2 separate regions of the Homo sapiens genome follow, and region 2 is linked to region 1. A link is an interaction called in ENCODE POLR2A ChIA-PET data of the cell type or tissue named here. Cell type or tissue: PC-9. All regions are shown on one strand. Links, peaks and the distances in the headings refer to the core of each region. The heading gives the core; the rest is flanking DNA. Region 1 overlaps KPNA1 (karyopherin subunit alpha 1). Region 2 overlaps KPNA1 (karyopherin subunit alpha 1).

Region 1 (4,403 bases), core at 76-4,075:
GCCTCATCGACCATTTATTTCTCCCTAGCAAGCTCCTTTTCCTCTTGTCTCCTTTTGTGGACATCTTCCACGGGGCAATCCTTCTGCCTCATTCATAGATCTTATTTATAATGTCAGTGATTACCCTTGTGTGCATGGATTCAGAATTGGGAATTGGGTTTTAGCCTTAGCGTTTTCTTCACCAGTTCTGACTTTCAGCAATACATTTAATGCCTTTTCTAATCTCTAAAATTAAGGAGATTAGATTTGTTCTCTCAGGTGTCTTCTAACTGTAATGTATTTACTTTAAATATATTCTGTACACAAGGGAACTCATTTCCCCTTGCATTACCTGAACCTCTGCTTATGTTCCCTGTATCAGTGAATGGCACCATCAGTTCCCCTGAAACCTGGACATCAGCTTGATTCTTTCCTCTCCTCCAACTCCATCATCAGTTACTAAGTCCTGTTGTTCTGTCTCTATTCATCCTTTGCAGGGCTTAGTTCAGACACTTCAGAAGAGAATAGGAGAAGAAAAGAATATATGTTTGACTATATTTGCATAAAATTTCTCTGGAAGGATATACAGGGAACTGAAAATGTTGGTTGTCTTTGAGGGGAACTGGTTGGCTGGGATACAAGAAGGGGAAAGAGGCTTTTAACAACTATGGAGTCTTTTATACCCTCTGAATTTTTGAACCCTATCAGTATCTTTCTGTCCCTCACCCACCTCCATATGCTGTATGCTTTTGCCATATTTGTTCCTTGAATTGGCTGTGGCCACTCTCAGCTCAGAGTTTTAACGCATGCTTTATTCCCTCTGCCTGGAACATGTGTCTCCACTGCTACCCCTTGCTCTGACTGCCACCTCACACATATCCACATTCTCTGCTCCTAATGTTTTCTTGTTCTTCAAGTCTTGGTATTAACATTATTTTCTCTGAGAAGCCCTGTTTGACCCTAAACTCTTAAGTTAGGTACTTATTTTTTTTTCTTTATCCATCAGAATATTAATCACATTGTATTGTAACTAATTACTAGATTTTAAGATTCTAGAGGTGGATTATGTCAGTGTTTATTTCTGTGCCTCTGTAAATCTAATAATTTCTGGCACAATATATAGGGACTTAAAGAATATTTATTGAATGCAATGAAGTTCTGAATCTCTACATCTACTTCTGACCTATCTCAAGTTTCAGTCCTATATCTGCAGTAGTTTCTTACATATTTCTGCTTGCATATCTCACGTTTGTCTCACAGTATATCTTCTTTCCCCCACAAGGCAAGTTCCAAGTTTTTATTTTTCCTATTTCAGGTAATGATATAACTATTCTCTTTACCTACACATGAAACTTTGCAGTTACATGTGGTGTCTCCCTCCCTTATAGTTTGTATAGCAAGTTGCTGGGTCTTCTTGATTGTTATTGTTACTAGATCCCCATCAAATTACGTACTTTTGGTCCTTGTCACACACACAGGTTGTTGCTGTACCCATCCATCCTCCGACTGTCCTAAGCAGTTACTCTTCTCAATTTATTCCCCCTAATAACAGCTGAATCTTTCCTAAAGTAATGTTATTTGCATTATCTTCCTCTAGAAATAATAAGCTGCTTTAGTGCCTGTAAGATAAAGAAACTTGAAAGATTCAAAGGAATTTCTCCTTAAGATTTTAGTCTCATTCTTCTTTCTAGCCTATTATTTTTGGGGCATAGAACTCTTTTGTAATAGCCTCATCATGGCCAGGTATGCTGGCTCATGCTTGTATTCCTAGCTTTTTGAGAGGCTGAGGTGAGAGAATTGCCTGAGCCCAGGAGTTCCAAACCAGCCCATGCAATATAGCAAGACCCCATCTCTAAAAACATTTTTTTTTAATTAGCTGAGCATGATGGAATGTAACTGTAGTCCTACCTACTCTACTCAGGAGGCTGAGGCAGGAGGATTGCTTGCACCCAGGAGTTTGAGGTTGCAGTGAGCTATGATCATGCCACCACACTCCAGCCTTAGTGATAGAACGAGACTATGTTTCTTAAAATAAAATAGCCTCAGTAGTCTGTTCTTACAGTACTTTGTAATAGCTTGTCTCTGCATTTTTTCATTTCTAGCTTATGTGCAGTGTCAGTCCCTCTTTTTGCTAATGAAATCCTATTGCCTATTTAATAGGCATAAAAGACTTCATTTTAATTTGCATTTCTTTCATTACTTAGGAGATAATTTTCTATTAAAATTTTAGTTTCTCTTTTCAGTTTACACATAGCAACCCTCTCATTTGTTGCAAATATTTTTCACAGTGGATGGTGTACATTTAAAATCTGTTACGATTTTTGACATGAAAACATGTTTCATGAAATTTTTATTTTCCCCTATAATTTCTTTATTTTTATGCTCATACATACAGTCTTTTACCATCCCCAAGTCAGCTATTTTCTAATATTCTGCTTTATGATTTCTTTTAAAAATATTTACTCTTAAGTAGTTGCAAATTTATTTTGGTGACTTAGGGTTTATATTAGTCTGTTATTTCATTGCTATAAAGAAATACCTGGCCGAGCGTGGTGGCTCCTGCCTGTAATCCCAGCACTTTGGGAGGCTGAGGTAGGTGGATCACATGAGGTCGGGAGTTCAAGACCAGCCTGACCAACATGGAGAAACCCTGTCTCTACTAAAAATACAAAATTAGCCGGGCGTGGTGGCGCATGCCTGTAATCCCAGCTACTCAGGAGGCTGAGGCAGGAGAATTACTTGAACCCAGGAGGCGGAGGTTGCGGTGAGCAGAGATTGTGCCATTGCGCTCCAGCCTGGGCAACAGGAGCGAAACTCTGTCTCAAAAAAAAAAAAACAAAAAAGAAATACCGAAGACTGAGTAGTTTATAAAGAAAAGAGGTTTAATTGGCTCATGTTTTTGTAGGCCATACAGGACGCATATAGTAGCTTCTGCTTCTGGGGAGGTCTCAGGAAACTTAAAAGTTATGGTGGAAGGTGAAGAGAAAGCAGGCTTGTCTTATGTGACGTGAGCAGGAGCAAAGAGTAGGAGAAGGTGCTACATACTAGAACAGAACCATGGGGATGGCGCTGACCATTCTTGAAGGATCCACCCCCATGATCCAGTCACCTCCTACCAGGCCCCACCTCCAACCTTGGGGATTACAATTCAACATGTGATTTGGGTGGGGACACAGATCCAAACCATATCAGGGTTAAGAAATGATATTGAAAAAATTGTCTTTAATCTGTTTAGCTTTTTATTCCAGTTCTGTCATAGCCACAAGTCATTGGAAGAAAGGATTAACTTATTATAAACTTTATAAATAGCTGCATTTGTTTCTAGAATAGATCTCTGTTCTCTGTTTAGTGATTAATTCTTAAATCTGCCATATACTATTTTAATCAAACTTATATTATTTTAGTTTCTAGTAGAGTAGGTCTCCTTCTTCATGTGTATTTGTGTTACCTCCTTCACCTTTATAAACTGATAGCTGAGGTCATATCTTTTTTATCTTTGTATCCTATAAAGCATCTAATATACCTCATTAAGTACGTATTCGTTCATTGACTACCAAGTAGTGTGTTATCAGAGGACCTACAAATCTGAGACTCCTGACTTTTCTGGCCACTTGATATATTTACCCATTCAGAAGACTTACGCTATTGGGATGGGAAGGTGAATGAGTAATGCTTTTGTAATTACAATAGTAACATTATTGTATCTTATTAAGTACAGTTTAGCAGTTGTGAATGTGTACAATGAAACTGTACTGATACTCTTAGAAACTAATTCTTATTAACAGTGAATACTTTTTTTTACCTGTATAAAGTTACTTATTTATAAAATTTCAAGGGGAGATGTTATGTCTTTCATAAAATGTGTTCCTTAAGTTAAACATTGATATTTAGAACAATACAATAAGTAAAATTTTCAAACTTTTTCTTTTAGGTAATTCTGAATTGCTCAGCTCTGCAGAGTTTATTGCATTTGCTGAGTAGCCCAAAGGAATCTATCAAAAAGGAAGCATGTTGGACGATATCTAATATTACAGCTGGAAATAGGGCACAGATCCAGGTAACCTCATAGGACCTAACTTCTCTTTCAGTATTTTTATTGAAAAGTAAGGTTTTTTTCTCAGTCACCCTTTAAAACACATTTGTTTTTGGCTGGGTGCGGTGGCTCCTGCCTGTAATCCCAGCACTCTGGGAGGCTGAGGCCCGTGGATCACTTGCGGTCAGGAGTTCAAGACTATCCTGGTCAACATGCTGAAACCTTGTCTCTACTAAAAATACAAAAAAATTAGCCAGTCGCAGTGGCAGGTGCCTGTAGTCCCAGCTACGCGGGAGGCTGAGGGAGGAGAATTACTTGAACCGTGGAGGTAGAGGTTGTAGTGAGCCGAGATTGTGCCACTGTACTCCATCCTGGGTGACAGAGCAAGACT
Region 2 (4,403 bases), core at 126-4,125, 59 kb before region 1:
TTGCAGTGAGCCGAGATTACGCCACTGCACTCCAGCCTGGGCAACAGAGTGAGACTCCATCTCAAAACAACAACAACAACAACAACAAAAAAACAGTTGTATCCCAGTAAATAAAATGGTTTAGATGAAGTGCACAAATTTTTGGAAAGACAAAAACTACCAAAACTGACTCAATAAGAGGAACAGACAATCTGAATAGACCTGTAACACGTGAAGACACTGAAATAGTAGTCACAGAACTGCCCGCAAAGAAACAGCCTAGGCCCATATGGCTTTACTGCTGAATTTTACCAAACATTTAAAGAAATAATATAATTCTTGACAAAATCTTCCTGGGGAATACTTTCCAACTCATTTTATGAAGCTGGTATCACTCTGATACCAAAGCCAGACAAAGACATCACAAGAAAATATAAACCCGTCTCTTTTTTTTTTTTTTTCTTGAAGAGACAGGGTTTCACTGTCACCCAGGCTGGAGTACAGTGGTGTGATCATGGCTCACTGCAGCCTGCAACTGCTGGACTCAAGCCATCCTGCTGCTTCAGCCTCCTGAGTACCTGGAACTACAGGTGCACACCACCAGCCTGTCTGATTTTTATTTTTTAAATTTTTTGTAGAGATGGAGTCTCACCATGTTGCCCAGTCTGATCTTGAACTCCTGGCTTCAAGTGATACTCCCGCCTTAACCTCCCAAAATGCTAGAATTACAGACATGAGCCACTCTACCCGTCCCTTGTCTGTTAAAAAAAAAGAAAAAAAAATCACATTGTGATATCAATAGACACAGAAAAAGCATTTGACAGAATCTGACACTCTTTAATTATAAAACAGTCAACTAGGAATAAGAGGGAACTTCTCAGCCCGATAAAAGTGCCTTTACAGAAAATCCAAAGGTAACATCATGCTTAATGTAAAAGACTGCTTTCATTCTAAGGTCTAGCATAAGACAGGGGTGTCTGCTCTATTTCTATTCAACATTGTATTGGAGGCTCTAGCCAGGGAAGTTAGACAAGAAAAAGAAGTAAAAGACATCAAAATTGGAAAGGGAGAAGTAAAGCTATATTGTAGACGACATGATGTGTATCAAATAAAGCATTAGCACCAATTAAACAAGTTCAGCAGGATTGTAAAATACAAGATCAGTATACAAAAATCAGTTATATTTTTCTAGATTTGTGAACAGTCTGAGAATTAAAACAATTTCATTTCCAATGGTATAAAAATTAAATACTTAGGAATGAATTTAACAAAAGTATAAAACATATTCTGAAAGCTACATTACATTATAGACAGAAATTAAGATCTAAATAGAGCTCCTATCTTAAATAAGTGGAAGATTTAGCATTAAGGTGCCGGTATTTCCCAAACTGATCTACAGACAGTGCAGTCTCTTATCAGAATCATAGCTGACTTCTTCATAGAAATTGACAAACTGATTCTAAAGTTCATATGGAATTGCAAGGGATCAATTATAGCCAAAACAATCTTGAAAAAAGAACCAAAAAAGTAAGAAGACTGACATTTTTCGAGTTCAAAACTTATTTTGAAGCAATGGTAACCAAGACAGTGTGGGGCTGACACAGGGATACACATATAGATCAGTGGAATAGAATTGAATGTCAAGAAATTAAACTATATATATGTATATAGTCAGCTGGTTGTCAGCAAGGTGCTGTCATGGTCCGTTTGGGTTGCTGTAATGAAATACCAGAGACTAGGTGGCTAACAGACAATAGAAATTTGTTTCTCACAGTTCTGGATGCTGGGAAGTCCAAGATCAAGGCACTGGCAGATTCAGTGTCTGGTGAGAGCCTGCTTCCTTGTTTACAGATGCCTTATCTTTTCTCTGTGTCCTCACATGGCTGAAGGAGCAAGCAAACTCTTTGGGGGGTCTCTTTTTAAGGGCTTTAATCCTATTCATATGGACTCTACCACTAAGGGCTAATCATCTCTCAAAGGCTTCACCTTCAAACACTATCACATTGGGAGTTAGGATTTAACATATGAATTTTGGGTGAGACACACATTCAGTCTATAGCAGGTGCCAAGACCATTCTGTGGAGAAAGAGGAGTCTTTTCAACAAGTATTGTTGGGACAGCTGGATAGACACATGCAAAAAAATGAGGTTGGACTCTCATACCATGCTACAAAGAAAAATTAACTCAAAATGGATCACAGACTTAAATGTATCAGTTAAAACTCTTGGAAAGAAACACAAGGTTAAGGATTCTTGGATATGACACCAAAAGCATGAACAACAACAACAGCAAAAAACAGATTAATTTGGACTTCATCAAAATTAAAACTTCTGTGTTTTAAAGGACACCAAGAAAGTGAAAAGACAGTCTATAGATTATATTTGAAAAGCATATCTGATAAGGGACCTTTATCTAGAATGTAAAAAGAACTCTTACAACTCAATAATAAAAGGACAACCTAATTTAAAAATGGGCTAAGGCACTTGAATAGACTTCATTTTAATGGGAGATACACAGTTACCAAATACGTATGTGAAAAGTTGCTCTATCTCATTAGTCATCAGGGGATTGCAAACCAAAACCACAATGAGTTGCCACTCACACCCACTAGGATGGTTTCAATGAAAGTTTTAATAGCAAAGTGCTGGCAAGGATGTGGAGATACTGCAAGCCTCATATGCTGCTGAGGGGAATATAAAATGGCACAGCCACTTTGGAAAAACAGTTGAGCAGTTTCTTAAGCAATTAAACATAGTTACCATATGACCTAGCAATTTTAGATATATAACCCAGAGAAATTAAAACATATCTGTGTAAAACTTGACCACAAATGTTGTAGAAGTGTTATTCATAATAGCTGAAAGGTGGAAACATTCCAAATGTCCATTAGCTGGCGAATGGATAAATAGAATTGGGTATATATATAGAATGGAATATTATTCAGCCATAAAAAGAAATGAAGTACTGATATATGCTACAACATGGATGAACCTTGAAAACATGCTAAGTGAAAGAAGCCAGTCACAAAATACTGCATATTATATGATTCTGTTCTGTTCATGTGAAATGTCCAGAATAGGGATGATAGCTTAAACAATACAGGATTTCTTTTTGAGGTGATTAAAATGTCCCAAAATTCACTATGATGAAGGTTGTACAAGCTGTAAATACACTAAAAACTGTTGAATAGCACATTTTAATAAAACTGTTAAAGTAACCTGGCCAGGTGAAGTGGCTCACGCCTGAAATCCCAGCCCTTTGGGAGGCCAAGGTTGGGGGATCACTTGAAGCTAGGAGTTCAAGACCAGCCTGGGCAACATGATCAGACCCTGTCTCTACAAAAAATAAAAAAATTCTCTGGGCATGGTGGCATGCACCTGTGGTCCCAGCTACTCAGGAAACTGAAGTGGGAGGATTGCTTGAACCCAGGAATTTGAGGCTACAGTGAGCTATGATTGCACCACTGTACTCCAGTCCGGGTGGACAGAGCAAGACCTTGTCTCAAAAAAGACAGGAGTGGGGGAGGGGAAGTAGCCATTTCTGATGTCCCTTTGGGATATGTCTGGGCATGTATATGTTTAAAAGACTGAGCTCTTAGAATAACAGAGCTCTTCACAGTAAACTCATTTGTTCTCTCCCCACTTGTATTGTAGAAATCATGACCACCCCAGGAAAAGAGAACTTTCGCCTGAAAAGTTACAAGAACAAATCTCTGAATCCCGATGAGATGCGCAGGAGGAGGGAGGAAGAAGGACTGCAGTTACGAAAGCAGAAAAGAGAAGAGCAGGTAAATCCTTTACCTTTATTCATTTCTTTTAAAGAATTTAATGTTCCATTTTAAGCCTGAAACTATCTTCATTTTAGCAAAGTTGGGGTGTGTGTGTGTGTGTGTGTGTGTGTGTGTTTTCCCCTTCTCCCCTGTAAAATCAACACTTTTTTGGAGTGGGGATGAGGAGGTACTGAAAAGTGGTATACAAGAATGGGGAAATCTCTCAGGTTCTCATTTTCTCAGCATAACTACACTATTCAATATTTTCACCTATTTGTGTTTAGTGTATTTTAGTTTTCTAAGGGTGCAACTTTCTTCTTTAAGATTTTTTTGATGTATGTTTGTTAATTAATTCACAAGTGACCACTAAAGTGTTGCTGTTCATTGTAAACTTAAAATTGGAAATGTAAAAATATACACAAAAAGAAAGAATAAACCTCATACATAAACCAGTCCTTTGGATTCAGTAATTGTCAACAGTTTGCTACACTTGCTTCGTGTTTGTCTTTACATTTCTTTGTTATCTAACATTTTAAAGTAAAATTTCATTCACAGAATATGTCTTTTTATTCCAGATTAATTCTGTATTATTCATAAAGACATTTAGAACATTGATTTTTTTTTTTTAAGCCTTCCTTTGAAAATGCTGTTGACA

The links. ChIA-PET counts read pairs that join two places held together with the same protein. Peaks named below come from ENCODE experiments on the same cell type or tissue, not always from the same donor. Only the 100,000 strongest peaks of a DNase experiment are listed, where the experiment ranks them.
Region 2: POLR2A ChIA-PET joins it to region 1 with 7 read pairs; 5 of 35 experiments call an interaction of 5 or more read pairs at or near these places.

The regions. Positions count from the first base shown.
Region 1 is chr3:122,436,803-122,441,205 of GRCh38, reverse strand. It overlaps KPNA1 (karyopherin subunit alpha 1), which reads left to right. Exons shown (of 14, transcript NM_002264.4): 11 at 3,911-4,036. All of the region lies in intron 2 of WDR5B-DT (WDR5B divergent transcript), which reads right to left. Among named protein-coding and RNA genes, the nearest start is that of WDR5B-DT, 23 kb to the right of the region's middle. In PC-9, for the core only: no CTCF peak of the experiment used is centred there; no DNase peak of the experiment used is centred there.
Region 2 is chr3:122,495,800-122,500,202 of GRCh38, reverse strand. It overlaps KPNA1 (karyopherin subunit alpha 1), which reads left to right. Exons shown (of 14, transcript NM_002264.4): 2 at 3,633-3,766. The coding sequence starts at 3,638. Among named protein-coding and RNA genes, the nearest start is that of KPNA1, 17 kb to the left of the region's middle. RefSeq lists an enhancer at 2,843-4,042. In PC-9, for the core only: no CTCF peak of the experiment used is centred there; a DNase peak (open chromatin) is centred at 2,552; H3K27ac peaks cover 3,435 bases.